2 separate regions of the Homo sapiens genome follow, and region 2 is linked to region 1. The links are chromatin loops, found by intact Hi-C in ENCODE. Cell type or tissue: heart right ventricle. All regions are shown on one strand. Each heading gives the region's core, and the rest is flanking DNA. Links, peaks and the distances in the headings are about the cores only. Region 1 has its middle 160 kb from the start of LINC01370. Region 2 holds the start of LOC105372618 (a long non-coding RNA gene).

What was found. A loop is a pair of places that touch in the nucleus more often than their neighbours do. Peaks named below come from ENCODE experiments on the same cell type or tissue, not always from the same donor. Only the 100,000 strongest peaks of a DNase experiment are listed, where the experiment ranks them.
Region 2: it touches region 1 in a loop (2.8-fold over the local background); 2 of 110 quality-filtered maps call a loop at or near these places.

Annotation. Positions count from the first base shown.
Region 1 is chr20:40,152,603-40,169,291 of GRCh38, forward strand. No RefSeq gene overlaps it. Among named protein-coding and RNA genes, the nearest start is that of LINC01370, 160 kb to the left of the region's middle. In heart right ventricle, for the core only: CTCF peaks have their summits at 7,655 (motif pointing right) and 7,856; a DNase peak (open chromatin) is centred at 7,669.
Region 2 is chr20:40,463,610-40,480,298 of GRCh38, forward strand. LOC105372618 (a long non-coding RNA gene) reads right to left here and starts at 4,130. Exons shown (of 3, transcript XR_936718.3): 1 at 3,098-4,130; 2 at 711-832. In heart right ventricle, for the core only: a CTCF peak has its summit at 7,869; a DNase peak (open chromatin) is centred at 7,112; H3K27ac peaks cover 1,523 bases; H3K27me3 peaks cover 1,138 bases.

The DNA.
Region 1 (16,689 bases), core at 3,353-11,352:
AGGAAGGAACTGTTGGGTTCCAGGATAAAGATGTTTTGGGTCAGGAGCAAGAGGGTAGCTGTTATGTTGCAGATGAGGAGATGGGTGAAGAAATGTGAGAAAGAAAAGAGGGGGATCAGTGATTGCTTTGGTATGGAGCTGAAGATGAGAGGAAGTTGATGGTGACTTCCAGATTTCTAACTTGGGAGAAAGGAAGGGACATGGGTTCAGGCAAAGAAGGAAAAAATCAAGAAATCATCATTATAGTGTCAAGTATTCCTTCTGCCACTCCTTCTCTTCCTCAATCTCTGTCTCCCTCCACACCAGTCTCTTCGCAGGGCTCCAGCCTGTGTGAGGGGCTCTGAATGCTGGTGCTTGCATAACTGATGAGGATGAGTTAAAGGCAGCTTCTAGCTGAGATAGCTCCAGCTGTGGCCACAGAGACTAATAGGATTGCCCAGAAGGGAGAAGCTCCAGTGAATGGAGGAAATTCTGCATGCAGTCTCTCTGACTTTCAGAATCTTCTGGTCCAGAAGTCCTTCTGTCAGGTGGCCTTGGCATGTGACCAGCCAACCAAGAGCACAGAGATCCCAAGGTTTCCAGAAATCACAAGAAACATCCAAGAAACAATTCTAGAGAAGTCTGTGGATTACTGTTCTAGCAGTCAGGTCCAGAAGTTGGCTACAAGAGACGAGAATTGGAAGAGGGAAAATTCCTCACCATCAAGCCAACGTCATAATCCTGAGGACATGAGCACAGCAAGGAATGACACCTTCCTCTAGGATCACTTAAAGGATCTCAGTGTCACTGAGCTGACCACAGTGTCCTTGGGTGGAAAGAATGGATGTTGTGTAGCACTTTGGAGTCAGCAGTTTTTATACATATGTGTATATATATATATATATATATATATATATATATTTTTTTTTTTTTTTTGAGATGGAGTTACCTAGGCTGGAGGTGCAATGGTGTGATCTCAGCTCACTGCAACCTCCACTCCCAGGTTCAAGTGATTCTCCTGCCTCAGCCTCCTGAGTAGCTGGGATTACAGGTGCCTGCCCCTACACCCAGCTAATTTTTTGTATTTTTAGTACAGACGGGGTTTCACTATATTGGCCAGGATGGTCTTGAACTCCTGACCTCAGGTGATCCGCCTGCTTTGGCCTCCCATAGTGCTGGGATTACAGGTGTGAGCCACTGTGCCCCCTCAGCAGTATATATTTTTTAAATCTCATTTCAGACTAGCTCTGTGACTTTAAGCAAGTTGCTTTTCCTTTCTAGGACTAATTGTTTTTACATCTGCAAACTGGTGATGATGATCTCTATTTCACAGAGCAAAGGGTAGGTGAAATGACAATACAAGGTCTGGTCAATATTAGATGCTTAGTAATTATTCATTCAATCATTCATGCATAACATACTTATTGATTTCTTCTACATGCCAGACACTGTGCTTGGTGCTTGGGAACAAAACAGAGAAATATTTTCACCTAAGTAGAGCTTTATTCTAACATCTATATGTAGGGGAGGACGGAAGAAAGACAACATTCAATAAGGCATAGTATGTAAATTATTTAGTTTGTTAGAAAATAGTAACTGCTATAAAGTAAAGGAAAAGTCAAGCAAGGTAGGGGAAAGGGCAGCAGGAGTGACCTTGAACAAGTCACTTTATTTGCCTGAAGGTTTTACTTCACGTGTAAGTCAAACACAACAATACCTACCTCACAAGGCTATTGTGCAGAATAAGTGAGTGCAAGTCACCTAAAATTGTACCTAGGCCTTTATAGATGCTCAATAGTAATAGTTATATCATCGTCACCATTATCATCATGAGGTTGCAATAATAATTGGGCAAATCAGAACTCATTTAGAAGGGGCCATTTGAGCAAAACTGGAAAATGATGAGGGAGCCATGGGGTGTACGGTGTGCATCCCAGGCATGGGACCACTCAATGTCAAGGCCCTAAGACAGGAGCAGGGATTTCAGGAAAGCTGTGCCACCTGACTCCACCGGGGAGATCAGAAGGGGCTCAGAAAAGCATCCCCTCTGAAAGAAGCTGAGAAAGGGGAAGAAGCAGTTGGAGGTTGGGTGGCCCCAAGAGAAAAAGAACTTTGGAGAACTAGGCTGTTGCTGAAGCAACAAAAATAGAAACATGGAAATTTCTCCCAGCTGCTGTGAACTGACCCTGGAACTTAGAGCCAAACTGGTGGTCATAAAGTCAGCTTCAAGTTTGTGTGCCTGGGTTTCTGCATCCTTCGTGACCATGTGCATCTTTGTGTACAACTGCATCTATTTGTTATATTTTGTGTTTGTGGGAATAGGACTGTGTCTCTGACACATGCGTGTGTGTGTGTATGGTAATTTGGAACGAGAAAATTCTCCTCTTTCTAAAGCGATGTACATACAATAGAGGAAGTAGAGACAGAGTCATCATGCTTCATTTCATATCCATACTTGACTTTCAACATTGAAGTTACTTACCTTTGAGGGCCTTAAGCTTTATCCCACCATCCTCTCACAGGTGCAATACTTGTCAAATGTCTAAATGCACCACAGCCTCAGGCCTGCCCGAAATTTAGTCATATGAGATGACATTTATGGGGCATTGAGGATAACGATATCACCCATTCTCTCAAACATTGTATTGTTGTGTATCTACAGTGCCAGACCCCAGGGTTAGATTCTGGGAATATAAAAACAAGGGGCCATTGAAGGTTATAGGCTTTGGAAACACGTTGGAGTTTGAGTTTCAGCTAATTCCCGTTACTGCTTGTGTGACCGTGAGCAAGTCACCTTATTTTTTTAAGGGTTTTGCTTCATCTGCAAATCATATACAGCAATACCCACCTCCCATGGGCTATTGTGGAGAATAAACGAGTACAAATCACCTGCAAGGTAACTAAACCCTGATAGATGCTCAAGAGTAATACTGAAGATCATCATGGTCATCACCATTTCCATCACTACTGACCAAAGTTTCTGCCCTCACATGGCATGCATATTGGCCGAAATTACAATTCCACTGCCTTGGTCTCTGATCCTAGATCTTTCCATGGCTTGTTATCTAGCTTCGTTTAGGCTATTATTCATAAAACCTTCTTCAGAAAAGTTTCCCTGACCATCCACCCGCTTTTATTTCTTCACTGCACAAATCGTTTCCTGTAATTCTGTTATATGTATTGTTTTTGCTTACCTGTTTATTTGTCTCCTTCAGTCAAGTATGCTTCATGGAAGAACAGTGACCTTATCTCTCTAGTTTGCTCTAGAATCAGATGTGAACTTTATCTTCAGTATCTAGGACAGTATCTGGTACAAGAAGGTGTTCAATCGGCATGTGTTGAATGAATGAGTCTATGAATGAATTAGTTAACCTGATTTGTGCCATTACAGAGCCCCAGAAAAAAATGCAACTAACTCTGCTGAAACCAAAGTATTCCTGTAGAAAGCTTTACAGAGCAGAGAGCATTTGATCAGGGAGACTGGCAAGGGTTCTCCGGCAAATGCATGAAGGGGCATGATCATAGCTACTAATTGTGACTGTATCTTGTGAAACAAACCAAGATCATCAATCGTGTTCCCCGTCTCCCTGGAGAACACTGCTGAACCTTAACACATGCCCTGGGAGTGTGTGGAAAAGAAGAAAAACCCCAAATTTCTGACTATGCATAATCCCCTTCAGTCTTCCAGAAGCATAGGTCCAAACTTCATTTGCATATAAATGGTCATAATTTTTTAATCATAGATAAATTCCATTCTGTTTGCTTGTCCTTTTGCCTTCCTTGATAGAGAAACAAGAGTGACTTATGATTCATGAGGAACAGCAATTAAAACACATATACATACAACACTTCCTTACTTCTTGCATCTCTTTTCACTCCTTCTCCCTCCCTGAGTGTCAGAAAATGCCATCTTGATTGAGAGGTAGTGGTTACACAGTGGATTCCCATGGTTTCTTTCCAAATCCTAGGTTCTTCACTCACTTTCTATGCAATTGCGGACAAGTCACTTCACCTTTCTAAACCCCAGCCTCATCATTCATAATGAGTAAAACATAAAATCATGAAGGTTTTTTGCATAGGCTAAAAGAACTGGTGCACCTAAAATACTAACATAAAGCAAGTTCTCAAAATGAAAGTTATTATCATTTTATTAGTATCATCATATTGTATGAAAATACATAGAGATGACTCATTTCAAATCAGCAAGAGAAACCCAAGGTCTTACTCTCAGCAGAGAAGAGAGAGAAATAAAGCTACTATATAGGAATGTTGATACAGATTATACCTAGATGGTGATCATATTGAGAAACTCTGTATTTCATCTCAGAGAGATCTTAAATTGGAAAATAGTATAGGTACCACTCAAGAGAAGATCTGGTCCCTGAACCTTACTAATATCTGACATTAGGAAGTAGACCAGCACGACAAAAATCAGTCATCATCGGACAGAGATCTATTTGATACTTATTTTAAAGACAACTGTGTTGGTTTCTGTTTCAAGCCCTTTACTCTTGTTCTGAGATCATCTGTGGGAGAGAAAGGGCAAAGTGCAAGTGGGGGTGGAAGTGACACGTATCAGGTCCTCCTGCAGGTGTTTTCTTGCTTTATCTCATCCGATTTTCACACTGCCCTCTGAGACAAGATTTATTATCCCAATTTGCAGATGAGGAATTTGAGGCTTAACAGGGTTAAGTAATTTGCTCACATCTGCTGAAGGAAAGCCTAGACTTGCAGTCAGGCATCCAGAATACTTTCATTTATAACACACATCCTGTTTTACATGGATATTGAAGATGTGGGATTATTTTTTAGCCCCAGTTTGTGGACATCTCTTGCCAGAGTTATTTTCCTAAGAACCTAGAATCATTTGTTTGACTGTATATCAGGCTTCTGTGGATGCAAAGCCCACTAGCACCATGCACTCAACATTTCCAAAACTAAACCCAACATCTGCCCACTCCCTCATTTCCACGATCTCTCTTCCCAGAGATCTACTCCTTTTACACTTTTTTCCAAATAATTGTCTTTCCCCATGCATCACTCTAGACTGCTTCTTCAACTCACCTCCCATCATCACATAAGTCAGTAAGTCTTATCTAATATTCCTTTGAAGATATGTCAAGTCCACCCCACCAGCTCCAGCTCCAGCTTCACTATTAAGTCAATTTATATCTCACTTGAAGCAGGTAGCTGTAGCCTCCTCTCTGGTGTCCTTGTCCTGGTATTTATCACTCTAGCCCATCCTTTTGGTTCGGCCAAGTTTATTGTCTTAAAAACAAATGTAATCATTGTGCCACTCCTCTGCTGCTTCAAAACCTTTGAGGACTCCCTTCTGTCTACATGTTGAAGATCAAACACCTTAGCAAGTCACCTGCAATATAACTCAACATTATGCTTTTGTCTCATCTCTTACCAGCCCCCATGGAAATGCCTAATTATTCCTCTGAAATGCATTGCATGTTTATTCTCTTGTATTTTTCCCATTTTAAGGAAAATCCTACTCTGATTTCTTGTCTGTTAACAACTACTTAATCTCCAAAGCCTACAGTGAATGTCCTGTCAATCTCACCAAACTTCCCCAGACAAACTCAGCTCCCTCCCTTGTCAGTACTTCATGCACACTGCTATCATTGGCCCTACCCTGTGATCATTTTTACACACACCTGCCTCCCTCAGTATAGCAGGAGCTTCTCAGAGATAAATATTTTTTTTTCACATTTTTCTTCGTCTCCTTAGTATCTAGCCTGAGAAGTTTCCGACAGTGAGAATTATAATGCAGGTATCATTTTGCATGTTAACACTAACATATCATAAACATGTTCCCACCGAGCTACTCAGTCTTCCTAATTATCCTTTTAATTGCTACATAATATTTCTTCCTGTTTATGTTCTATAATTACCTAAACATTCAATTCAAGTCATTAAATTCAACAAAAATTTCTAAGTACTTAATATGCGGCAGGTACCATGCTAGATGCTGGAGACACCAAGAGGAGGAAGACATGACCTCTTCCCTGCAAAGACTGTGCATTCCAGTGATCATGTGATAAGGGCTATGATAGAGATATATCAATGAATGGATTGGGAACACTGGGTAGGGGGAGTTTTATTTTTCCTGAAGAAGTTGAAGAACATAAATTTATAGGTGATATTTTCTTTGAGTTTTAAAAGTTGAATACAAACCTAAGAGAACTGGTAAGAAAGCAAAGAGGGAGGGTGAGAGAAAAGATAAATTACTAAGACCTCACAGTTTTTAAGGGGTCAGAGCTAGGATTTCAATACAAACGGTTTGATTCTAGGACCCCACTGTTATCCCTTATCTGCTGGTAAATTCCTACCCACCCAACAATGCTTTGCTTCAACCAGCTCCACACTCTTTCTCAGTTGTTATTTATTTATTTATTTATTTATTTTGCTACAGAGTCTCACTCTGTTGCCCAGGCTGGAGTGCAGTGGCGTGATCTCAGCTCACTCCATCTCCCAGGTTCCAGCGATTCTCCTGCTTCAGTCTCTCGAGTAGCTGGACTACAGGTGCACGCTACCATGCCAAACTAATTTTTTTGTGCCACCACGCCAAACTAAATTTTTGCATTTTTAGTAGAGACGGGGTTTCACCATGTTGGCCAGGCTGATCTCGAACTCCTTTCCTCAGGTGATCCACCCACCTCGGTCTCCCAAAGTGTTGGGATTACAGGCGTGAGCCACCGTGCCCAGCCTCAGTTCTCTTTTTATTCAGCCCTTATGTGTTGCACAGAGCTGGGGCGTGCTAGCAAATTTTCTCCAACCCACATTTTCGTTAAGTTTGATAACTAGAATTTTGCAAAGTATTTTTTTTGAGTTTTACAAAATGAGCTCACTAATATGATGCATTCTCATCCTTTGTTCCTGTTTTCTATAAGAATTGCAATGTTACCAAGGAAACAAGATTCTAGAGCAAATTCCTGATAAATGTTAGGTTCTCAAAAGATAAATGAAAAAATGATCAACCAATGGCTAAATGTATGAGTTTGGCTGTGTGGAAAGTAGAGAAGAATTAGTAGAATGTGAAAGGCTCATGTATAATGTACTTAAGGCGTAATGTAGGTTACATTATGACACTTGCAGAAGTAAAACAATAACAAGAATAACAAAAACAATAATAACAATAAACAGATACCCAAATTAGTATCTTGGTACCTTATCAGAAGCATTCCTGCTTGTGGAATCAGAAGATCAAAGAGTATTAAGAGCTATGATATCATCCCTACCCTGTGACACACTATTTAATCTAAGAAACCATTTAAAAAGGGGAAAACAGCAGATATTATATGGACCACCTTCTATATTATTAAAAGTCTGGAAACAATCTAAAATGTCCACCAATAGGGAGTGGTTAAATAAATTACAATATGTGAACTGGAAGGAGTATTATAAAGTCATTAAAATGGTAATTAGAAAGATTATGTAGCCACATGGAAAAACATTTGCTGTGTAGTATTAAGGGGGTGGGGGAAGCTGAATACAAAATTGAAGCTAGGCCATCAATGCAGTTATGGAAAATGTATGCACATGAATTAAGACACCAGGGGAAGAGGCATGCATGTGACCAGCTGTTCTATACTGGCGTATTTTTTCTTTGAAACATGTCCTTTAATTTGCTATGATGTGTATTTTCTGGCCTAGCGTATGCTCTCCAGCCTCTAGGGGGAGCTCAAGGCTTCCCCTACTCAAGCCTCTTCTATCCAACCCCGGGAAGATAGAGGAGGTCTCCAGGAGCCTGAGGCATAGTGAGGTACCCAGGGCTGGGCGGCCATGGGGGCCTTAAAGCTATTATGAACAGAACAGAACTGAAGCAAATTTTCCCTCGGCCTTTTCTCCTGCTCCTTTCTGTGTATAGTCCTTGACCCCTCTTTTAGAATCAGTTGCTTTCTTGGCGTTTTCCTCTTCAGTGCATGTACATATTTCTGTTGCTACTGTCCTTGTCCGCTACATTAAGAAGGATCTAGACAGTCTTTCATCTGGGATGCAAAGATCGCTCATAGCCTACTTTTTTAAGAAAAGCAGAAATTATTCTATATATTTATTTGCACAAGCAAAATAATAATAATAAAGATATATTTTTATGGTCTCATAATTTCTAATTTATTTTTTTAAAAAGGAAGCTACCTAAGTTTCCATCAATAGCATACTGGTTAAATAAGTTAAGGTACATCTTTGTAATTAAATACTAGGAAGATATTTTAAAAATAAAACATGCATATGGATTGATAAAGTTCTTCAAAATATAGTGTTCAGAAGAGAGAAAGGCAAGATGCAAAATAACCTCTCTCTCTCTCTCTGTGTGTGTGTGTGTGTGTGAATAAATTATCCAAATGATCATAATGAGAAACATTTGTCTACATATGCTAGAGTGGATAAGTACTTAATATGTAATAATATGTGAGAAAATGATAAAAAACAGTTACCTAAGTGGAATAAAAACTGAGGGAATGACACAAACTTTTGCTTTTTACCCCATATTATATTATTTTATTTATTTTCCCTGTGTACATATTAGTTTTTTATTTTTTTTAAAATGGGATTAGGGTAGGACCTAAGGGTAAGGAGGCTGAGATAGGTGACTCTGAATCAGCAGATTCTTTATCTCCCAAATATATCACAGTGAGCTGGGCTAGAATATGTGTGTGTGTGTGTGTGTGTGTGTGTGTGTGTGTGTGTGTGTGGGTGTGTATGTATATGAAATCAGATAGGGATTTGGGCCCAAACTAGAACATGCACCTACCACTACTAGCACTATTATTTATACTACTACTAATAAAGTAACAGCAATAAATTTAAAACAATAAATGTATTTAATACTGATAATAAATTAATGTAAAGCAAAAGAAACAAGTATTTAAGGTTGAATACTTAAACTAAAATGTGTAAAATACTTTACTGCTTTTTTTAATTGTGAAAGGAGAAATTTCACAAACAAGTCCATTTTAACCAAGTTGCATTTTGACCATTACAAAGGAAATGGAAAGTCCATTTAAAGTAGGACAGGGCTAGTCCCTGCTTGTGGTTTCATATTGGCTTCCTAATAAACTGTGACCCATTACAAATGAGATTGAGCTGGCTTTGTGCTTTGAAATTTTTTTTCTCAAATGTCTGGTCTCCTTAGATTTTTGAGCCCTGTTTTGCTTTTGCTGTCCATGAGGTTTTGAAGTTCATTGATTTTGCTGTTTTAAAATATTGCTTCTGAATGGGGGTGCTTGGGGAGTGAGGACTGACTATGGAAGCCAAAGGCAGAGAGATGAGTGCAGAGACATTTACAGTCAAGGCCAGAGTCCTGATGTGGCCTTGCCCTAAAGCTGTGCCCAGCCTAATCTCTTTTCCATGTGTAGCCTCACTGGGGAACTGTAGCATCTCAGGCTTTCTGAGGAAGCAGACACTACAATGAGAACCCAAATCCTATTCTTCCAGCAGAGCTCAATCATTAGAAGAAAATGGAATGTGGAAAGCATGTCACATACCTAACAGGGATGCTTTGCTTAGGCAGCCACAGCCAAAAGAGTCACATCTTCACATCAGTTTCTCTCCTGCATGTGTGGCCCAGGAGTTGCTACTCAATACCACCCCTGGAGAAGAGCATGGCATGGAACCAGAGCTAATCTAGGGCTTTCATTTCTTTATTGCCTGCAGATTCCTTCCCTACCCAGGCCTGAGACAGAGTCTGTAGGGATGGAATACAGATGTGAGGGCAAGGGCTCCCATATCCTGGTATACAAAGCTCAGCCTGATGGTCTACATACCATTACTACTCAGTGGTTCCCAGGGCTCCCTCCATAGATGCCCTGACAAATGGTTTAGTGTAGAGTGATGAATGGTGACATTCCTGTCCACTGGGTTGGTGTTTGAATCTCTTTGGTCAAAAACAAAGTTGGTTCTAGCCATATACCAGAAGTCTTCATCCTTCAAGATTTCTTATTTGGAATTTAGACCATCTCTTGTCATAAAATTTACACTATTACAAAAGAGGGGTTAGAACCACAGTACAACCCAGAAAAGCAGTTTGAGTTACCATATTTTATAAATGCATAGCTAGGCATAAACTGCAAGCCTGCAATCAAACAGCCAGCTTCAGAAGCTCTAATAATCCCTGTGGTCTAGAACAAAATATTGAATTTTAATGTTCCTTCTGCAAAAATGGGGTTAGTAACATCAACCCTCTGAAACCACTGAGGCAATTAAATCAGTGGATGTACGCGAAAGTGCTTGGCCTAGTGCTGGGGGATTGTATTTGAAGTATACTTCCCTGTTGCTTCCAAAAATTCCTAATATACTGAAATGTCATACATACGTTTAACTCTAGCTGCTTCTTAAGTCACCAACAAAAAGACAGTGTTAAGAACAACTTTTTGTGCTTGAACCAATTTGCCATAAGTAACATCTTGCAAGCCCCCAGTGCCAACTGACTTATCACTAAGCTCATCCCAGATGAGACTTTGCAAATCTCTATTTATAAAATGAATACCTTGCTGCTAACTTATATTGGGAGGGAATTTCACTTGCCTTCAAATAAATATGCTGTCAGTAATTGCTGTATTTCCATTTCCATCATTCTGCAAGTCTCTAGCCAAAAGGTCACATGCTAACTTGGTACGTATGTATATATGTTGGGTAGAATACTTGCTCCAGATGATACTAGCACTGGATCTTGGGGCATTTATCCGATGTCTCTGAGCCTCAATTTTCTTACATGAAGAATAACAGTTACTATATTTACTGCAAAGTTCTGTTGAAAGATTAAATCATATGATGCATATACACGCCTGGGCCATATGGCAATTATTACTGTTGTTCTTGTTATCTACGACTTCATGAGACTTTATTTTCAGCATCATGAAAGATGTGACTGACTCCTACTTCTGTTTGATCATTCTCCTTTCCCATCCATACCAAAATGAATAGAATAATAAAATTACGAACATTTAAGGTAGATCTTTAAACCAGTGCAATATCCAACACAGAGCATTGCATGTAGTAGAATTAATGAACATTTGATGACAAGTTGAGTAAATAAAACAGTCCATACACCCCTCAGGGTTTTCAGTCTTTTCTAGAACATCATTAACAAGCAGTCTTCAGACCTATGTCTGAATATCCCCAGCCTCCAGAAACTTAAAACTACTTCAATTGCATTTATAGTGGGTTTACCAAATGTGTGACTTGTGAAGCCATCTTCTAACCCTACACCTACGGCAGTTTACACGCATTGATAAGGGCACCAAAACAGGATCACAGAATCCTTAGCTCCAGCTAGATTACCAAAAAAAAATCAGAGTACTCTTCATATTAGAGAAGTCTGTCTTTCAGTGAGTCATCATCTATTTCTTTCTACTTCTTTTCTTGTGGCCCTAAAAGCCAGACAGAAATAGTCTGATTGTTCTCCTGCATGAGGTTGCTTCAGAGAGCTGCAGGCAGCTTCTCAGTGTTTCAGATCCACCTTCAGCAGGAAATATTCTTCTGCAACCACCACACACATATTCCAGAGATGTGAATAAGAAATAGGGGAGTTCTTCACAATTTGTTCATGAAGAGGGAAAAGGAGAGGCCTCTTGGTCTCTGAGCTATTATTAAAATAAATATCATTGGCTAAAAGGCCAGAAAAAGTTTCGGGACCACACAGGCAACTGACACTTTTCCAACTCTACCATATCATCACTAATTGGATATGCTAACACTTTCTGTAGCATTTCATAAAAAATGTTTCAAGACCAAGTGATAAGATGTCTAAACAAGCTTGTCTTTGGATGCTTGCTCTGGTTAGTTCTGAGGAAATACCTACAACAAAATAGCAAAGGATTTTTCTCTCCTCTAGTCCCAGGTGGGTAATTTTCTCTCCCCACCCCTTCTCTCAGTGTGTGTGTGTGTGTGTGTGTGTGTGTGTGTGTGTGTGTGTCTCCCTGCCCCTCAATGGGAACACAGTCAGATTTTGCTATACTTCAGAATCATGAAACCTCTTGAAATAGCCATAGTTCAGGGCTGAAGTGTCAAATCCAGAGAGCTTCACTTGAATTTTCCTTGGATTGAACACTTCCCCAGAGAGATACAAAATTACAAAGATCATGTTTTGTGGATTTACTTCAGGTTCAGTCAGAATGTGTTGTAAAAGGTTAAACTTATTTTTTAATAGCAACAGTACCCATCTTTCAGAGTCCAGAGACACCCTCTATTTCTGCCTCAAGATTTGCCTTCTTGAGGCAGAAATAGAGGGTGTCTCTGGACTTCTGAAAGATAGATACTATTGCTATCTGTAGGATCATATTTTCAGAAAGAAGTCATATTGGCTCAAATTTGCAAAAACACAATAGGCATTTTAATGAAATTGCTGAAGAAAAAATAAAAGGTGCCTACATGTTTTGTCTACATCAAATTATGTGCTCTGCTCTGGAAAACTCAGGTTTCTTGCCTATAAAAGAGAAACCGTCTATTGCATTTATTGTCCCATCAACCTCATCTTACCTATCTAAGGAGATAAACAGCCAATGCTTACACCTTCCATAGCTACTCAAAGCACTTGGCCTTGAAAAGTTGCTGTATTCATTTCCTGTTTCTGCTCCTACAAATTAATGCAAACTTCATGGCTTAAAGCAACATAACTTGATTATTTTACTGCTCTGGAGGTCAGAAGCCTGAAATGGATCTCACATGGCTAACACCACGGTGTCAGTAGTGCTGCATTTCTTCTAGAAGTTTTAAGGGAGAATTGAGTTTGTTGCCTATTCCAGCATCTAGAGATCTCCTATATTCCTTGGCTTGAGACCCCTTTCTTCATCTTCAAAGCCAACAGAACAGCATCTCCAGGTGCTGCTGTGTAACCTCCTTCTTCCACTTATAAGGACCCTTGAGAATATGTTGGACCCACTGTGATAATCCAGGGAAATCTTTCATCTCAAGATTCTTAATCACCTCTGCAATGTCTCTTTGACCATGTAAGATAATATACTCAGATATATTTTGGGGACGGGTTTTGGGGACTGAGACATGGACAACATTGAAGGACAGCATTGCTACAAATGCTAACGTAAGATCATGGGCTGGACCTAGATTTAGAAAATAAGGCAGGCAGATGAAGGAGAGAGAGCCTTTGGCACTGGTGAAGAACTTGCCTTTTGCCTGGCTCCTTATTTTGTCATCATAGAGTCCAAGTAAAGTGGGGAGAGGAGTCCCATGTCTAAGATATGGAAACTGAAATTGAGAGAGTTTGCATGGTATTTCCGAGACTCACAGTTATTCCAAGGAGATCAAAATCGAAGCTCTTTCCATAGCACTATGCCCCTGGCTACACCACAAATATTACATGGCAGATGTGTTTAGCAAGGTTTTATGATGCAGAGCCAGGGCTCTGCACAAATATTAACTTACAGTTGGTGACTTCTCACAGCTAAAGGTTATTCCTCAAAGGTGAAACTTACTTCATGAAATAGCTTTTTTCTTTAGTGGGAAGTAAGCAAAAACATTTTTGTATTTTTGGCTGAGCCAAAAGAAATGCTGTTTCGAAAGAGTAAGTAGTTTTCACCTGTGCACACTATATTACATTTCAGTACTTTAGAGGTGGTTTTTAAGGAATATCCAAAAAAATCAAAAGGTAAAACGTTTTCTATATGGAAAATTATTTTAAATCTTTTAAATAAGAGGTTAGTCAGGGGTGAGAGAAGGAGTGTAGAGTTAAATAACTGGTATCCTATTCCCCGTGCCTTGTGTTTCTGAGCCAAATTGTATTGAGTTTTAAAAGAAAGAGTCTTGGCATTTCCACAAAATTTGGGAGAAGGGAAAAACATCTCATAGAAATGCTGCTAGAATAAATCATACTTGGAGACTTCTGGCCAGAGAGAGCAGCCTTCTCCATCCACCCCAAATTAGGCTAAGAGGTTTTCTTTGAAATAAAATGGACCTTTGAAATTCTGAATTATTAGAGTAACTCAAACTACATATTTAGAATTCTGAGTAAGGCCAACAATCATTTCAGGCTTTTTTTTTTTTCATTTTTCTGTTATACAATATGGTCTTCTGCATCATTCTGGGAAGAGGCGTGGTAGATGACATTTTATAAAAACTTATTTTGCTTTAAAAGCTTTACATTTTGTTTCAATGCCAAATTCAAATTTGAGCATCTGAGAAAAGCATCTCACTTCTGAAAGTTATTGATGATTTTACAAATAAGTCAATATTTCACTGATTTCAATAATAAGGCTGAAAGTTTGATTACCACCTGGCCCATTTGCTACACAACATTCAGCTTATTCAAAGGCCAAATACAAATCTCATTAATAAGGAAGAATGCATATTTTAGGTGAACTATTTTAGGTAGAATAAACTTACGAAAGCGTTAGAAAGATTAAACCTGAGGAGCTTATGATCACAATCTATAATGGGAAGGAAGAAAGAGAAATTAACATTTTAAAAGTATCTTCTAATTTCTCTTATTATTTCTGTGATCCTTACAATAATGCTTTGAGATAGATAAAAATAACCCTTTACCTAAAGAAAGTGAGGCTAAGAAAGCTTAAGTGACTTTTCCAAAGACACTTTTGTAAGGAGATGGTCAACTTTAGAAGACCTCAGCTTCCAAAAATATCAAGAGATATTTTTCACTGCCCCTAGCACAAATATATTCACTCTACCCTCATCAGAGATGTGAGGTTAAAATCCATGTAAGTACAAAAGCCTTTTATCAGTTTCTTTACTTGTTACATTGGAATATTCCATTTGAATCAGGTATGTTTCCAGGCTGGACGTGAAGTGATGTGAAAATACAGTGATCCGCAGGTCACCTATGCAAGGGTTCACCACTCAGCTGGTAGTTAAAATGCTGTCACTCTCAAATCTTGTTTGGCTTTCCCACATGTACCCATGGTTTCTCCAACACTCTCAGATGTTCCATCCCTAGCATTTGAATTAATATGTTCAAATTGATTGGCCATATGTAATGATCAATTTAGTTAATGTCGAGAACACCAACTAAGAGATTATTTCTATCTGGTGCCAGGTCCACCTTTGTGCATGCTGATAGAAACAAGGAAGGTCCTTCTGTAGAGAGAAAGTAGATCCCAGAATCAGAAACCAGGAATGCACATTCCTACATTCCTTATCCTTAGAGATCAATGCTATCTCTTATCATATACATATTAAACTACAATGCATTAGTATTAGGTTATTATGCATAAATAAACTATATATTTTTAAATTAATTACACTTTTTAAAATCTCTTTAAGCCATATTATACATATAGACAGTGTATTAATTTGTTTGGGCTGCCATAACAAAATACCAGACTAAGTGGCTTAAACAATAACTTTTTTTTTTTTTTTAACAATTTTGGGGGATAAAAGTCCAAGATCAAGTTACCCTCAAGGCTGACTTCTTGTGAGGCCACTGTTTCTGGCTTATAGGCAACCATTTCACCTCTGTGTCCCCACATGGCTTGTCCTCTCTGCATGTGAAGAGAGAGAGAGAGAGATCTTTGGTATTTCTTCCTCTTCTTACAAAGCTACCAGTCCTATTGGGTTAGGGCTCCACCTTTATGATTTAATTTAACCTTAATTACGTCCTTAAAGACCTTACCTTCAGTCACATTGAGGGTTAGGACTTCAACATACAAATTGACAAATTTCTGGGCTGGCGGGGGGAACAATTCGATCCATGATAGATAGATAGATAGATAGATAGATAGATAGATAGATAGATAGATAGATAGATAGATACATAGATACATAGATAACTAATCCTTATTTGGCTAGCTAGGATGGATGTCCTCCTACAAAATTTGCTCCATGACATTAACTCTGTTGCCTGGACATTTTACTTTAAAGGGTACGTGAGATGTGACTAATAACCCCTATTTCTTGGAGTTGTTATGAAGATAAATAAATGTATTTAAATTACTTTTTTCTGGCTGATTGCTACTAATAATTATGATTCAGGTAAAGTATCACCTCTTCCAATAAATGTATCTTGGTTCTTGCCCCTGCTAAACTGGAAAAAGCACCTTTTCTTGTCTTTTTTATTTTTTTTGAGACAGAGTCTCACTCTGTCACCCAGGCTGGAGTGCAGTGGTACAGTGATGCTGTTTTGGCTTACTTCAGCCTCCACCTCCCGTGTTCAAGCAACTGTCCTGCCTCAGCCTCCCGAGTAGCTGGGATTACAGCCACGTGCCACCATGCCCAGCTACAAAGCACCTTTTCTGTGAACCCTTCCTCAATGTTTACACTACATCATACATCAATTATATCATTAAACTATAAGCTCTTTGAAAGCAGGAATAGAATGTAATTAATCTCCAGCTCTTCAGCAATCGTTACAATCTCTAGCACACCATCCATATTGAATGAATAAATGCAAAATACCTAGTACTGTACCTAGAATGTAATATTAATGCAATTTTATGTTCAGAAAGCACTAAAAATTCAGTAAGCATTAACTACTAAAAATATTTTAGTTACTTAAAGTTATAGAAGGTTTAAAAATGATTAAAACAGTGGGTGTGATGAATCTTATGTTTCACTTTTATAATGACTTGTTATTTTTGAAATTCACAGCTTGGATAGTAAAAGAAATGAGAGAGTTTCAGTTCCAGTACTTTCCAGGCTCTACCACAACATTGCCTAATGCAGAATTCATTTCAGACAATTCTCCTTTTCGAGAGTTTTCTTGACCACCCCCCCCCCCAAAAAAAGTAAAGGTTA
Region 2 (16,689 bases), core at 4,022-12,021, 310 kb after region 1:
TGCAAGGCAGACACCCTGAGAGTGTTAGAGTTGGTATGGGCAGGGTCCTTCACACTCTGAAGTATGTGGTTACCCAGCAGGCTGGTGGGCAGAGCATGGAAAAGTCCGAATCAACCATAATCAAGTAAATGGCTAAGGCCGAGTTCAGGTAAGGCCCTGCCTACAAATCCAACTCACATTACCTGTGCACCTCATTGTGCCTGTGCCAGACAATGTGCCTCAATTTAACCTTTGCAAAACTTGTCTGATATGGACATTTGTATTCTCGTTTGATAGATAAGGGAGTAAGGGCTCAGAGAATTTAATTAACCTTCCCAAGGCCACACAGCTAAATGGCAGGACTAAGATTCACTATCAGTCTGTTGTACTTCTCAAGTTATCTTTGCTCTACCAAACATCCCAAGCAAAGAAGTTAACATGATGTAATGGTGAAGAGCATGGGCTCTATAGCCATAGCGCCTAGGTTTGAATCCTGGCTCTGCTACTTACTAGCTATGTGGCTTTAGGCAAGTTACTTAACTTTTCTGTGCCACAGTTTTCTCATCTGGAAAACAGGGACAACAGTTGTATATTTATCATCGTGTGATTAGGAGAATGTAAATATGTGAATATTTGTCAAGTACTTAGAAGAGTCCCTGGCGTATAATGAATACATATACATGTTTCATGTGTGCTAAATAAATAAAAGAAAGGGATCTTTTCATTCTCACCACACAAGAGTTCATTTTCCAGTCTCTGGACTCAGAAGAAGGTGTTTTGCAGTTTCCTAACATCATGGAGTCCGAAAAGTGCTTTTGCTACAAGGGTCTCACTTTACTGTCACAACAGCTGTCTAAAGAAGAAAGGAAGATTAGACCCATGTAACAGAAGAATACACTGAGACTTGACAACATGAGGACCTTTATAAGGTCATTTAGCAGGTAAATAAAGAGCAAGAAAGATCCAACTCGACCTTTCTGACCCTGAATCCGTGCTATGCCCACACTCTAAATAAAAGCATGAACTTGTGAGTTTGTGGATGAAAGCTTGGCATTGCGTCCAAAATGAGGCCATGGGACAGACTGCTGCTGCCATTTAACCCCAGGTCCTGAGAAATTCCTCAACCCTTCCCATGAGTCAGGGACTCCTGGATTCAGTGCTGCTGTGGACTGCCCATTATGCCTCTCCCCTGTACTCAGGAGATGGAAGACTCTCTAGAGTTGACCACTGTGAACCAAAGACAATAGAGTGTTCTCTTTTTGCACAAAGAACAAAACAGAACATCAAGAGTCTTAGTGATTTATTCAAGTCACATGAGTTCAATGAGTAGGGAACTGCATCAAGAGACAGCTTCCAGTTAATTTTATGAACCTTATATGCATTGCCCAATATGAGTGTTCAACCCCATGGTTCCCTGTTTTTTTTGGGTTTTTTTTTTTTTTGTCTTTTTTTTGTTTTGTTTTTTTGTGCAATCAATGACCTAAATTCTAGGGAAGTTAGGGTAGAACTAGAGAAGACAGGGAAGAGCAAAAGAAAACAAAATGTGCTCAGTTTGGTTCCGAGGAAGGGTGCGGAAGCTGGATCCAGATGGTGGGGGTTTGGGGAACTGGATAAATCAAGAGAGTTGAGGTCCTTGGAAAAACTGAAGACGGATGTTTTCAAGGACATAGAAACATGGCTCGTAGCAATGCTCCTGGAGGCCCAGCAGAGACCAGCAATACTTGATCTCGGGGATCAACATTAGTGTCTTAATGCTGGTTATTGTCCCAAAGTAAGTAAGGTGTGCAGTGTTCAAGATCTGTCCCATTCCAATGATGAGGAAACCAAGGACCAACAAGAGGTGTGCATTTTAGAGCCCCTCCCCATCCCAGGCCAATGACCACAAAACCGATTCTGTCCCCCTTCCCCCACAGGTAGTGCCTATGCTCCTGATCCTCCCCCAATGGGACAAGGACAGGCCATTTGACCCAAGCCTGTTCCTCAAGAGATTGACAATAAAAATGCCCACATTTTAAATGTGTACATGCTACAATTTTCTGATTATAAAATCAATACAAGCTTATTTGAAAAGAACTTGGATCTGCTGGTATGTGCACATCCTTTCTTCTGCAATGAATCAAAGGATTTATTACCAATGGTTTCATCTGGGAAGATTGTAGGTGAGAAGGAAGATTTTGGATTTTGTTTTTGAGCTGTTTTAAATTGTGTGTGTGTGTGTGTGTGTGCATGTGTATGTGTCAAAAAGATATCTGGGAAATGGGATTGTAGACCACTTCGTTTTGTCTTATTATGGTGTCATCTGTGTCTCCATAGTAAGAGAGAGAAAGAGGAAAAGGAGTAGGTTAATAATCAATCTTAAATAATTTGAAAACTAAAGAAAATCAAAATCAACAGTAATCATACCATCTAGATCTAAAGGCTCATATCATTTTAGCATACCTTCATGCTGAAATAATGAGGATTATTCTATATCTAAATTCTAAATTATTCTTTTATTTATCCTTATTTTATGTTATGCCACAAATAATTTTACATATCATTAAATATGCTTCAGAAGCATCCACCTAATGGCTGTAGAGGGGCCTTCCTAGAAAATAACTTTTTATCTATAAATTTCATGTTCATTGAGCACTTCCTAGGTGTCTCCTGCCAAGCACAGCTTCCATGGCGAGGGTTAGATGACACACACCATGGCACAATGTGTAACCAGATGGTTTGATGCCAGAGACTATGTGCTTAACCACTTTACTTCTACATGGAGCATGGTTTCTTAAGCCAACCTTCCTCTGTAGCACATGTACATTGTTCCCAATTCGTCACTATTGAACAACCCTGAGATGTACATCTTTGTCCATAGATCTTTACATCTCTGAGTACTTCCCTAAGTGAACACTTCACAAAAGAGTTGTTTGACTCATAAGAATAAAAATGTTTAAGGCTCTTGATGCATTTCCCTAAGGAACCCACTTAGCATCTCCACAACAGGGTTTGAGAAGGTAAAAATTAGAACTCTTTTTTTATTTATTTGTGACTTATTTCATTACAGTTGAGCTGATTTTTCAGTTTATTAGCCATTTACATTTCTTAGTAGTCAACTTATTGTTTTATGTTAACTCACCTCACTGATACAGTAATAAATTTGGTGTTCCTTTAGTGTAGGTATGGGAAATTTCTTCAAAAATCAACAATATTCTTGTCTGGAACACTGAATTATTTTCTAGAATGCAGATGCATTGTCGACTTATATGAGTGCTCGTCCTGGAAGGAAACAGATGGTGCCCTGAACGGGGATAACCGAGGAGAGTTTATTATAGGGAGCATTTACAAGGGTGTGAGCAGGGTTAAGGAGACCCAGAAGAGTTGGTGCAGCATCCGGGGGCTGGCAACACAGAGGAGCCATTACCTCCCCTCAGTTTAAAGGGGAGGGAAGAGCCTGGAGAGAGTAGCTGTGGTTGTCAGAGAAGCACTAGGCAGGGCAGGATGCAGCCAACCCTCAGAAGGTAATACTCTGGTGTCCTCATCTCTTCCACCTCAGGGTGCAGGGTAGAATTGCTACACTATCTCCCATGGGTCTCATGGTAAAGCAATAACGTCTAAACAGGAAGCCATTAAGGCCTCTATTTTGATCAAAAAAACAGCCTCTGTAAATCCAGACAGGATCCCAGGGGACCAGCATCCCAGTTCAGGGCCTAAGCTGTAGCTCCAACTGGCTCCGCCTCCTCTGTGTGTTTCCCTTCCTTGATGCTTTTAAAGGAAGTTGCTGTCGGATGGAAGGCAAAACTTAGGTTTTCTATGGCACAGTTTTCAGGAAGGGCAAGTCACTCTTTGGCTCTTTGGGAAACTCCCTCACCCCATACCCCACTCAGACCACCTCCAAATGCTCTAGGCTGGGTCTGCCATCAATCCCTGATAACAGACACCCAAGGGAGATGGTGTAGCAATTCCACCCTGCACCCTGAGGCTGCTTGTCTCAGCATGCAAGAACAGCCTGTGCTGCGGCAGGAAAAGTCTCCTCGAGCCTGTGAAAGAGACGAAGGAGAGCAGGGCATTACATATAAGCCAGAGTGACTTGGAAGTCTGCAGCCTGTCTCCTTCGAAGGAAGACAGACAACATGTATAAGAATAATGGCTTACATCAATGGGCCCCAACCTCTGGCCACATACTAAGCCAACCATTTCATCCTCATGACAATCCAGTGAGGTAGGGACTATTTTTATCCCCATTTTACAGATTAGTAAACAAGATTAGTAAACACAGAGAGGTTACAACTTGCTCAAGTTCGCTCTGGTGCCTTGAGCTGGTGAGATGGAGGAAGTGAAATGCAAAGTTAGGTGGGTCTGACCCCAAACCCTTCACACACATCTTCGTGCTGCACTCTGAGGGAAACGACATAGGGCCTGGGATAGAAGCCTGATTCAGCTTCAAAGTATTTTAAATCTCTGAGCCTCAGACTCCCTCTCTATTAAGAAAATTAATTTTTTAAAAGCCATTGATTCCATTAATGCCCCCCCCGATTGTTGTAAAGCTCATAGGAACTGCCTGCATTTCCCCGGTTATCACATGACTGTAATTTGCTTGGTTGGGTCTCTGCTCACAGGTCAGCTCAACCAAGAGGGTTCCCCTGGTAACCCATGCAAAACAGCAGGGTCTCGCCTCCCTGCCCCACCACCCAGACATCCTCTTACTTCTTACTCTATTAATTTTTTCTCATAGCACGTAACACTAGCTGGCCCATTATGTGAGTGTGTGTATGTGAGTGTGTGCGTGTGGTGTATGTAGTGTGTGGAGTGCATGTGGAGTGCATGTGTGGATTGTGTGTTTACACATGTGTACTTTTTGTTTAATGTCTGACTTCGCCTCTATATGGTGAGCCCCAGGACAGTAGGGACCTTGCCTGACTAGCCCACCAGAGTGTCCCCAGTACCAAAAATGACACTGATACAGTATGGATATTTGTCCCCTCCAAATCTCATGTTGCAATATGATTCCCAGTGTTGGAGGCAGGGCCTGGTGGGAGGTGTCTGGGTCATGGCCTCGGATCCCTCATGAAGAGCTTGGTGCCTTCCTGGAGATTATGAGTGAGTTCTTGCTCTATGAGTGTTCATGAGAACTGATTTTTGAAAGAGCCAGGCACCTCTCTCTCCTCTCTCACCACGTAACACCTGCTCCTTTTCACCTTCCACCATGAGTGGAAGCTCCCTGAAGCCCTCACCAGAAGTAGATGCCGATACCAGGCTCCTGGTACAGCATGTAGAACTATGAGCCAAATAAATCTGCTTTCTTCATAAATTACTCAGCCTCAGGTATTCCTTTATAGCAACGCAAGCAATCTAAGACAGGCACCTTGGCATATGCAAGGTGCTCAACAAATATTTGAGAAATAAACAAGCAAACAACAAATGGGTAGTGAATGAAATTAAACTGTATGGTACTTGGCACATACTAGTCACAAAATGTACTTATAAAATTTATTTTATTAGACTCTGAATGCCAGGTGACTTATGATAAATGAGTTCACATAAAATGAACAAATTTTTGACCTATCCTAAACAAAACACAAGAGCCCGTATGCGGAAGGGGAATAGAAGTATTCCAATAACTTCTTTTTGAGAAGAGTTATAACAATTGAGTATAAATTTAAGTTATGAGCTTCTTATTAGCAAAAGCAAGGAGGTAAACCAGATGAGATGTCACAATTCTATTAGATGCAGAAAGCAGTATACTATCACCCAATGCTAATATCTTATCAGATACCTTGGGTGAACAGGAAGGTATTATGGCTCCACTTGGCCTCAGCAGATCTGCTTGAAAGAAATGACACAGCATTTAAATTTTGTTCCATGTGGTCGACTCAGTCCACTTTCTCTTCTTTCTCTACATGCAAGCCTATATAACTAGTTCCCTTTAGGAGGAAAATGCCTGGCTTCCATAGTTTTCCCTTCTACAGCAGAGGTGCTGAATAGGATGAGCTATGTGCCCATTTCCTAGGTTGACCAGACACCTTCTGAGACTGCTGTGAGATTTCCTGGCAGGGATCAGTTCACAAATGTAGCATGCCTCTTCAAGAGTGAGAAGACTTTGAGGGAGATATACCTGAGAGCACTCAATAATTGAAAGGCAAGAAACACCACAACCAGAGCAGCCTCCCAAAGGCAGGGACAATCTGTCCTTGGAAACAGCAAACTTACTCAAATTAGAAGCCTCCGTGCGGGTGTGTATGAATGTTGATTCAACCCTTGTTAAGCACTGACCCTCGGAGGTAGCTACAAGCCAGAGTGTCAGCTGCCCAGAAGCTGGAAAGAGGTCAGAACAAATGTTCCAATGATGTGATGCTGTCCTGCCCCTAGAAGGTGCCCCGGTGCAGTGGGAGGACCTTTGGAGCCCACCAAGCCTGGATTCAAATCTGCCCCCTAACTTGTTAGCCAATTGACCTTGAACCCTTCCTTGCACATTGTTCCCTTCATCTGCAGAAGGTGATTGACACCATTGCCCTGTGCAGCCTATCAGCTACAAATACAGGTCTGGGGTCAGGCTGCTTGGGTTTGACTCCTAGCTTACCGATGGGGTGTCCTTGGGCAAGCACCTTGTGTTCTTTCTTTTATTTTCTCATCTATAAAATGGGTATAGACATACCTACATCCTGTGACTATGGTAAGGACCATATGTACTAAACCATGTAAAGCCTTTAACCCACTGATGATGGAGGTTGCAAATTTTTTCTGTGAAAAATTGGACCTTGGCGATGACCTTGAGGAGTAGGATATAAATAACTCCCACAAGCTTAGTGTTCCAATAACGGAATACTAGGTATACATGGGTTAAGACAGTGCTCTTAAGGATAAGATGTTACTTGTTTTGATTCTCCAAAATTTGGGGCTTGGTGTGAGGCCAAAAACATGTGAGTAGTTGGCACAGTGCCAACACTTAGTGTTTGCATCTCTTTCTTGCGGAAAGCCAGATTCAGTCCAAGCCCTGCTTGGGGGTGAGAGTAAGGTCCCTTCTGCAAACCCAAAAAGGGGTCCCAGGGACAGTTGGATGAGGAATTCCAGGCCAAAGCTTTTCCTTGGATGTGGCAGTAAGAACAGAGTGCACTGGGAACGGGCTGGCCAGCGCCTGCCCCCCTGGGAGTCACAGGAACAGAAATAGGAAGCCCGGGCTGGTATTTACAGTAACTCTTCAGCCCCTGACCACATTGTCTTGTCTGTGGTGCATTTATTTTGGGGACAAGTACTGAAGTCATTGCTGCCCGAAAGTGCTCCAGGCGGGCCCGCCTGTCTCTGCTTTCCCAGGAGAGCCCTGAGGTGAGGGAACCAGACCCACAGGCAGGCCTGGAGGTGCCCTGAGTCTGGAAGGCTGACCGCAGGCCCGGCTCAGGCCCCTGCCAGAGAACAGGCCCAGGCTCCCCAAGAGACTTTGAGAGGTGCCCCCAGCAGGAAGCTCAGAGGAGGACGAGGCGGAGGGAGGGATGTCCCGCCCCACCCACCCACACCCTCATCTCACTTTCCTTTTCCTTCAAGGGCTGCCTTGGCCTGCCTTCCTGGCTGCGAGTGCTCCTCTCTCTCCATTTCTTATAATTCAGCAGGGAAAAGGGGAAGTGGATTCTTCAAAGCCTCTTCCTGGCCTTGATGAGCAAATGCATGGTCCCAGGCCCGGGTTCTGGCCTAGGCAGGCCTCCATTAGCCGTAGCCTGCCTGAATGACAGGCAATCCTAAAATGCCTTCGTTCCTGATACCTTTGCTTAGCAGAAGCATTGAGCTTCCCTGGAGGCAGGCCTAAGGCTCCACCTGTGAACGGAGGCTTGATTTCTTCAAGACTGTCCTATCTGGGAGGTTGCTCTGGCCAGAGCCTTAGGAGCTACAGTGCATGTTGTAGACTATGAGGCTGGCTCCCCCTAGAGTTGTCCAGAGCACAACCAAATATTGTGTGCTCACCTCTAGAGCTTCATGAAGCAGAATTTTATAACCACTAGACCTGATTATCACTTTGCAGGCTTGGAGAGCTGACACTCCTCTATCAGGTTAGCATTTAGCGAGTACTTCACTTACCCTAAGGTGTGAGTTCATAGTGGCTTAATCCACTAACATTCCTTAGGGGTGTTTGTGTATTCACTGGACACAAAAACTGTTTAATGCCCAGGTTTAAAGGGCATAGCTGGAGAATGCTAGGCATTGTCTAAGACAAGAAAGAGATGCTGAGGTCCAGGAGACTCCCTTGTGTCTAACAGTTTATTCGAGAATAGCAAATGCCCGCCTGTCTGTGACCAGTGTTTTCTTGGAGCCAAGAATTATGCCTCTTGGGCATTTTGACCACCCCAGAAGATATATGCCATTTTTACTGAATAGAGGAGAGGAAGAAAACTCAGATTTATCCCCTACCCACTATTAGCCAGAAGTTATGCTAGCACTGTGACAAATGTCATTTCATTTATTTTCACAACTACCCTTCTGGGCTGTTATTATCACCTCCTGGAAACAAGTAATGTGAGGCTGAAGGGAACTAAGCATATTGCCTTAAGTGACAGAGCAAATAAGAGGCAAACTTGTGATTTGAACCCATGTCTGTGTACACCCAGAGTCAGTCCTCCCCTCCCTCCTGCCGCCATCAGATGGAATCCCATCTGTGTTCTGGGTATCAGCGTCCTCTGAGGAGTTCACTAAAATGTGCATTCCAGTTGAAATCTGAATTTCTAGGAGTCAGTCCCAGAAATTTCTATGTAATTCCTCCCTGCCCTCAACAAGGGATTCTGGTACAGAACCTGGTTTGTAAACTAACGTTTTGGAAGTTAGGTTGACGTTTGATAGTAGAAATAATCTCACTAGCCTAGGGAATTCCCACATCTTTGTTCATGCAAAGGAGGATGTCTTTTGTCTTCCATCCTTGAAGGCCCAATTCTAATTTAACCTTCTCCAGGAAGCCTTCTTGGACTGTTTATCCAGCATGTGGTATCTCCTCTGTTTCCTACAATTATCTCCTTGTGCCTCTCTAATGCACTAACCACTGCATGCCTTGGACAGGCTATCTGCATGCTTTTACCTTTCCTAGACTTGAAACTCCTCCTGGACAAACCTGGCTTTCTCATATTAGTTTTCATCCATTCACACTCATTATCATGGAGGATGCCAGAAACCTGGACAGAGCCCTAGATGTAAATCAAAAAGCAAGCATTGAAATGAGTTATGTTGGATAGAATGATCAAGGAACTTTATTAGAAACCTATATCTAGATGGCAAACCTGCAGATTCCTCAAAATCCTCAGCTGCTTCTGGCTAATTTGACTTTTATCACCCAAATCCCTCTACCAGAAATAATCTCTCTCTCCAATATATCCACCTGGTGAACTTCTCTTGACACTTTTCAATCGTCATCTCCTTGCAAAATCATTCCCACTCAGAGCAGCATTTACTACACCTGCTTCTGGGAAAGCTCTGCTATGCTAGGACCCACCAGAGGATATCCTATACTTTATTGTATGCCTTTCCCTCTGGGCTGCAAGCCTCTGCAGGACAGAATTAGGCCTTACTCATCCATCTTATTCATTCCTAGGGCCTTAGTGTTTGGACAGGCACATATTAGTAGCTCATGAGAAGAATGAATAAATGAATGAATGAGTGAATGAATGGAAAAATAACAGTAGCAAGTCTGGGTAACATCTCAACAGATGGGTCAGTTTTTCTCTCTAGAGTCAGTGTTTCTACAAGAACATAAACAAAGGGCAGCCAGCTCGCTACCAAGACCCGGCTCCACAGATTTTCCTGAGAGTCATCAGGTAGCCCTGGGTGAAAGAAGAAAGTCCCTAAGATCAGCTCCCTCTCTACCTGCCAGAGGTGTTCCCAATACCTAAGACAAAGCCAGGGACATGATAGATCGTTCAACCTTACCTCCTCCCACAAGGTCTCTCTTTCATAGTGTTTGCCTACTGGAGAAATTTCTCGAAGTGGATCCTGGAGTGTCACAAGAGCCCTTCACAAAGCCATTCCTACAACAAAACGTGGCCTGGCATGGAGCTCTCCCTCCTTGCTTCTTGTCCCAGAGTCTACGGGCATCAGAAAGTGATATGCAGGGAGATCCCAGGGGCTTCATCAGCACGTTCAGAGCCAAGTCACAGGGGTCAATGTTTTTCCCCATTTCTGCTCATAATCAGTAACAAATGCAGCCATGACTCTGAACTTGCTTTTCTAGTACTTTTTAAAAAGACCTTTAGCCACATAATTTTTATTAGCTCTTTCTTATGTTTTTGTCATTTAACAATAAGAAAATTCCCACAAATTGAAGCCAGACATGTTTACATGGGCTATCAAAAGCCACTATACTTTTATCAGGTTCATCTTTATTTATTCAGTGTCCTTAGCTCACTAGTCATGGGTTTTCAGTGTCTCCTTGTTGTTTTGAAAGCCAGAAGATGCTGGCATATGGTACAAGTTGATTCTCCACTATGCCCATATGCCTAAAACCCCTAGAAAGTTCTTTGTTAGGGAGAGTAGGAGAGACATGTGAAATGAAAATCTCTGTTCCATTTGCATGTATTCAATTGAATGTGCCATCCTGTACATATAATTAAGCCCTGATATATATCATAATTATGAAACTGGCACAATTTTGTATCTCATTAAAGTGGCGTGATTAGAACAATAGAATGTACGCCGTACACCTCCCTCCTTTCAGGTATAAACCAGGCCAGGTTTCTATGGTGTCTTGGAGCCTTTTACATAATCCGTCTATCACAGAGAGGACATGGGCTCCTGGAAACCACTTCTGATGTACAGTCACTGACACCTACTCAAGCTGGGACCATGCCCACCTACTTGGTGCTCAGACTCAGACTCAACCATTCCTCTCCATCCCAGGCTCAGTGAGGAGAAAAATCAATATTCCTAAGTGGGAAAAGACCCAATAAGTTGCTGAAAAAGTTACTTCCATTTATATGTTTGCTTTTAAGTGGTCCTCTTTGGGGCAGTTAAATGGCAAAGTGGCCGGAGCACAGAAGAGGTGGCAGCCAGCCCAGCTCCCCTCTCACTACCTTGCAACCCCAGAAAAGCAAATAACCTCTCCAAACCTTGCTTCCCTGTTTATTAGTATTTATTTATTTGATTTTCTTAAGTTTGCCCTTTGTGGTAAGAAATCACCTCAGGGCACAGGCACAAGAGAGTAACAATTCATTAAACTACATACAACTGAGCTGAGATGGCTGACAGCCTCGAAGTAAGAGACAGCCAGACAAGCCTTTTTTAAAGCTTTGGCCCCCTAACTTGCCAGAACTACCGTAGGAGTCCAAGAACGCAGCAAGGAAGCACTCACTAGATAGGGAGAGAGGCTCCAGCTCCCAGAGATCTTGGGAGGCGTTAGCAGCAGTGCCCAGGCAGGCTGACCATGCTCTAGGAGCAAAGCTCATCTCAAAAATGTGGAAGGTTGGCCGGGTGCGGCGGCTCACGCCTGTGATCCCAGCACTTTGGGAGGCCAAGGCAGGCGGATCATGAGGTCAGGAGATCGAGACCATCCTGGCTAACACGGTGAAACCCCATCTCTACTAAAAATACAAAAAAAAATAGCCGGGCATGGTGGCAGTTGCCTGTACTCCCAGCTACTCAGGAGGCTGAGGCAGGAGAATGGCGTGAACCCAGGAGGCAGAGCTTGCAGTGAGCAAGATCGCGCCACCGCACTCCAGCCTGGGTGACAGAGCGAGACTCCGTCTCAAAAAAAAAAAAAAGTGTGGAAGGTTCTCCTTAGCTTTAAAGGCAGTGTGGGAGCTACTGAGAATCTAGAAGAAAATCTGGTTGAGAACTGACTCAATCAAGCAAGGTCTGGGCACTGTCAACAAGAGTGACCCTGCTCAGAGGCAGGCCAGAACCCCCACTGGGTGTTAAAAAGAGGCAGAGGAGCTCACTCTCCCTGAGAATTACAATTGTCCAGCAAAGGAAAATGAAGTGATAAGCTCCATCCCCAGGGGAATCCAAGCAGAGATGGAGACCTGCTATGTTCCAGGAACCATGCCAGGGATCTGCATAAAATTCCCAGGGAACCAGATCACCGAAGTTAGGAGGAACCATGCCAAGCAGGTGAGATACAGCTCAGTCTAACACTAATTCACACAACGCCTTCTACATAGAAACATTTTTTCAAGACTCCTTTGATAAAGCCTACTGCATACGTTCCACGGCCCTCTGTCTTTTCCACTGGACAACATATCTTAGATATCATTCTATGTCCATCCAGTAATGGGGTCTTCATTCTTTTCAATGGCTACAATTAGAAGCATCTATCAATGTATCACTTTTTACATTGAGTTTCCAGTGATGTGCATTAAGGTTGTTTCTAGTGATCTGTTATCACAATCTTTGTATATATGTCACATGAAAGTGTATCTTTAGGTCACATTTCCATAAGTGAAAACACTAGGTCAAAGAGAATATGCCTATGGAATACTGATGGATACATTGCCTGGAGTGCAGTGGCACCATCTCAGCTCACTGTAGCCTCAACCTCCTGGGCTTAAATGATCCTCCCACCTCAACCTCCTGAACAGCTGGGACTACAGGTGTGTGCCACAACACCCGGCTTTTTTTTTTTTTTTTTTTTTGTAGAGATGAAGTCTCACCATGTTGTCCCAGCTGGTCTCAAACTTCTGGGCTCAAGAGATCCTTCCACCTCAGCCTCCCAAAGTGCTGGGATTATAGGCATGAGCCACTGTGCCCAGCCTGGTTCTTTGGCTGTACATGCCCTCTTCCCCTAAAAGTCTCTCCAGGTTATCAACTCATATAGTCAGAGGGCTGCACTCCCCAGATGAAACATAAATCTCTGTTTATGGAAGCCCATGAACACATTCTGAATACTTAAGCTCAAGAGAACAAAGCCTGAAGAGGGAATGTCTCTGGTCTGAAGTCCACCTTCTACTTTCCCATTTCTTTCTGTAGGGTCTGTCTCTTCTTCATACTATTCTTATCCATAGCACCCAGTCCTTTCCCTTCCTGAAGATGCAACCCTAGACTTAACCACTAGACAAACCCAGCAGAACATATTGTCCCAGTATCCGTATAAGATCTATACATATGGTGCTTCATTCTCGGCATTTTTCTCTCTCTAATCACTACTGCCTTCTAAAGAAAATGTGGTATGCTGTTTAACAAAAGGCTCATGTTATGCTGAGCATGTTGATAAGTTTGGATAGACAAATATTGGCCAAAGATGGAGCTGAAGCTGGAAAGAGCCAATACACAATAAAGCCAGAGGAATTTGGAGATTCCAAGAGCAACCCATGAAAGAGGCGATAAGGAAGAGAGGTAGGGAAGGGGGAAAGGAATCAAAGAGCCATCAAGATATCAGGAGGTTGGGAGTTGTGTTGTCTGGGGAACAGGCCAGTGATGCTTCTCCAGAGGTCCTGGGACCCAAGGACATTTCAAACAAGGAGGTTACCTAATGTTTACTCTGAAGCAGCTGTGAAGCTGAGATGTAGGTGCTATCTTGGTATTCCTAATTGCCAAGCCATCGTTGAAGTCTAAAGAGTTATTACTTCTGTATGCGTGTAAGGCAGGGGAATAGACAATCAAGGAAGGAGCTGACCATGCCTGGGTTAATATGGCATGGATCAGTAAGTGCTCTTTCAGAGGTGAACCTCAGGGCCCAAGATAACCATGGAAATACTAGCTTATGGGGATTCCCACTCTTAGCAAGGACCTCCATTGATCAAGAGGTCCAGAGAGTAGAGATTTCACCTGATCTCTGGACCAAATTATATTGCACATTTCTGCACCTTTCTCCATGAGGGTAGGCCAAGATGGCTATTCTCATCACCACAACTCTTCTTTCAGGTTGCCACATGGCCTTCTCCTTCACTTCAATCAGGTCTCTGTTCTAACAGAAAATCATTCCTGATCACCTAACTACAGCCATACCCCCTGCCCCACCTTCTCCACCCCCTAACCCTGTCACCTAGCATTGTATATTTGTTTATCCCCTTATTGTTTTCCTCCCTCCCTAGAACATAAGCCCTGTAATAATGGGAAACTTCTCACCTTTGTCTTCTTGGTCCCCATTACCTAGAACTATGTCTAGCACAGAGTAGGTACTCAGTAAATATCTGTAGAATTTATTAAGCAAGCCAAGAATGACTGGAGTACATAAACATGAAAACATTTGGACGTTGTTTAAAACTAAGCAGATTACTATGTTGAGTGTCTCGATGTAGCTGAGAAAACAACTATTTCATAAGGAACAGAGTGAAATAAAAGTCGAAGGGTTTAAATTTTTTTAATTAGTCCTTTTATTCTCATGTTTTGCAGACTAATAGCAACCACGGACTTAGACACATAGAAGGATTTTATGAATTGCACATCTCTCAGCAGGGTCTGACTGCCTGCATGGACAGGGAGGGTGAGTCCCAGTCCAGATAACCATGAACATCCATGAGTAATTATGACCAAGATCCTATTACCAAGCCAAACCTTGCACTAGGAGTTAGGCATGTGTTACTGAGGTCAGCAGTTGGCTCTTCTGTCCACTGTTTTGTGCCAGCCCAGACAACTTAATGCTCTACCAGTGATTATACAAATTGTGCTCTCACTTTTTTTTTCAATTACAGAAGTAGAGAACATGTCATGATCCATACGGAGAAGGAACAGAGCACTGAGTTTAATCCAAGAGTTGTCTGCATTTCCATCATCAAACTATTACTTTTCCACTCATCCTGACCCACCACCATTCTCCCACTCTGTGTTCAGAACAGCCATCACTGCAGAGTAAGATGCCATTAGCTAGCCATTGAGGTCATTAGCTGCATCCACACAGAAGAGCAGGGAGGCCAAAGGCAGCCTTTGGAAATCATACTCAAGCTACCAAAGTGAAGAGAAAGCCCCTGGAGATTCAGGGGAACAGGATCTCTGGCCCAAATAACCCACAGCTACACGAAGAGATGCAAGGAACTGAGCAGCTACTTCATGATGTAAGACATGTAGATGAATTATCTAAATTACTCAGAGTACCTGTCTACACAGCCTCAGCTTACTTGAGAATTGTTCTTCCAGGCTTCATTGAAGTCATGAAATAAATAAAAAGCCATGGAACATAAATAAATATCATAGAAACCCCTCCCAATATATGGTTGCTCTCCTTAGAGGGATGGTGATAAAATCAAGTCTGCATTCCTTTATAGCATGCATCAGTGTTAACAACCCAGCATTGTTTAAGTGAATTTGACACATATCTGTGCAAATAAATTAATACTCTCACTTTGACTGATTTTTGGCAGAAACAAACAGGATGCCATGCCAATTTATGAGTTGACCTGTTACAAGAGCCCTTCTGAAAATAATAAAATAAAAGCCATGCAAAGTACTTCAATATATCTTAACACCAAAATTAAAGAAGTCAGCTTTTCTTTTTCCTTTTCTCTCTGTTCACCTAAAGTCCTCTGACCTGTTAAACTGTGTAATACAAATGTGCTAGTGATAGCAGTTGTGAGAGGAAGAATAAAGGTAACAGGAAATGGGCAGGGAGCAGGCAGGAGATGCATGTAACAATTTATCAAGGGAAGAGAATGACACCTCATTGTCTATATTAAGAAGAGCTAGAAATAAATCAATAAACCATTTATTTATTCTTCCTGAACATCCAACATCCAATATTATAGCATAACATATATCTTTCCACATGTCCACACTACCTTTTTTAAAGAGTAGAGTCAAAATTAACCAAATAGCCAATTTATAAAAACAAAAGCGTTGAGAGTGACAAATTTGATCACCTTTTCCTATCACTTCAGTTGATTAAATATTATGTTCTGCTTTTTGATTATTTAGTCTATAAACAAAAAACATAAATACAGAAGTCAATGAATTTTTGTCTATTTATAAGTAACTATCCACGTCCATAGCTTCAGGAAGTTTTCTCATGCTCCTTACTGGGCAATATCCACCTCCTACCCCAGAGTAACTCCTTTCACCTTTGTGAAAGGGTGAGAGTGACAGCGGTGTTGTTGTGTAAGGTATGATTCCAATTATATAAATTTCAAGTAAGAGGAAAATTAAACAAAAGTGAAAGAAGGTGACTTCTTTAGATATTAGCAATTTTACTACCTTTGGATATTGATAAATACCTTGACCTATAAGATTAATACAGTTTAATTATAATCTATAGGATTCAGATACTTATCTTAATATTAATATTTTTAGATTGTTAGCTATCTCTTGAGCTTGAGTTTTTAGATATTAGTAATTTTCCTCATTCTCAAATTTTATATTACTGGAATCATACATTATGTTCTCTCTTGTGTCTGTCTTCTTTAGCGCAATATGGTATTTATAAGATCCATCCATTTTGTGGCATATATCCTTAGTTTACTAATTTTTATTGCTGTGTAGTATTCTACCATATGAACACACCACAGTCTGTTTATTTTCCTGCTGATGAGTATTTGGGGCTATTATGAAACGGCTGCTGTGAACATTCTTGTACAAGTCTTTTTTGTGAACATGTACCTATGTATGAATTTCTCTTGGGAATGATTTCTCTAGTTCATAGGATAGGCAGATATTTAACTTTATTCAAAAAAGCCACAGAGTTCTGCAAGGAGGTTGTACCATGCTGTCATTTGCTTTTAAAATAACTACGTTTTGACCAAATACAACTTATATCCACATTTCTTGTTTCCTTACCTCCTGTGAATAGTTTATTCATGGACATACAGATGTTGGGGATGGCAGGATACCATGAAAGAACAC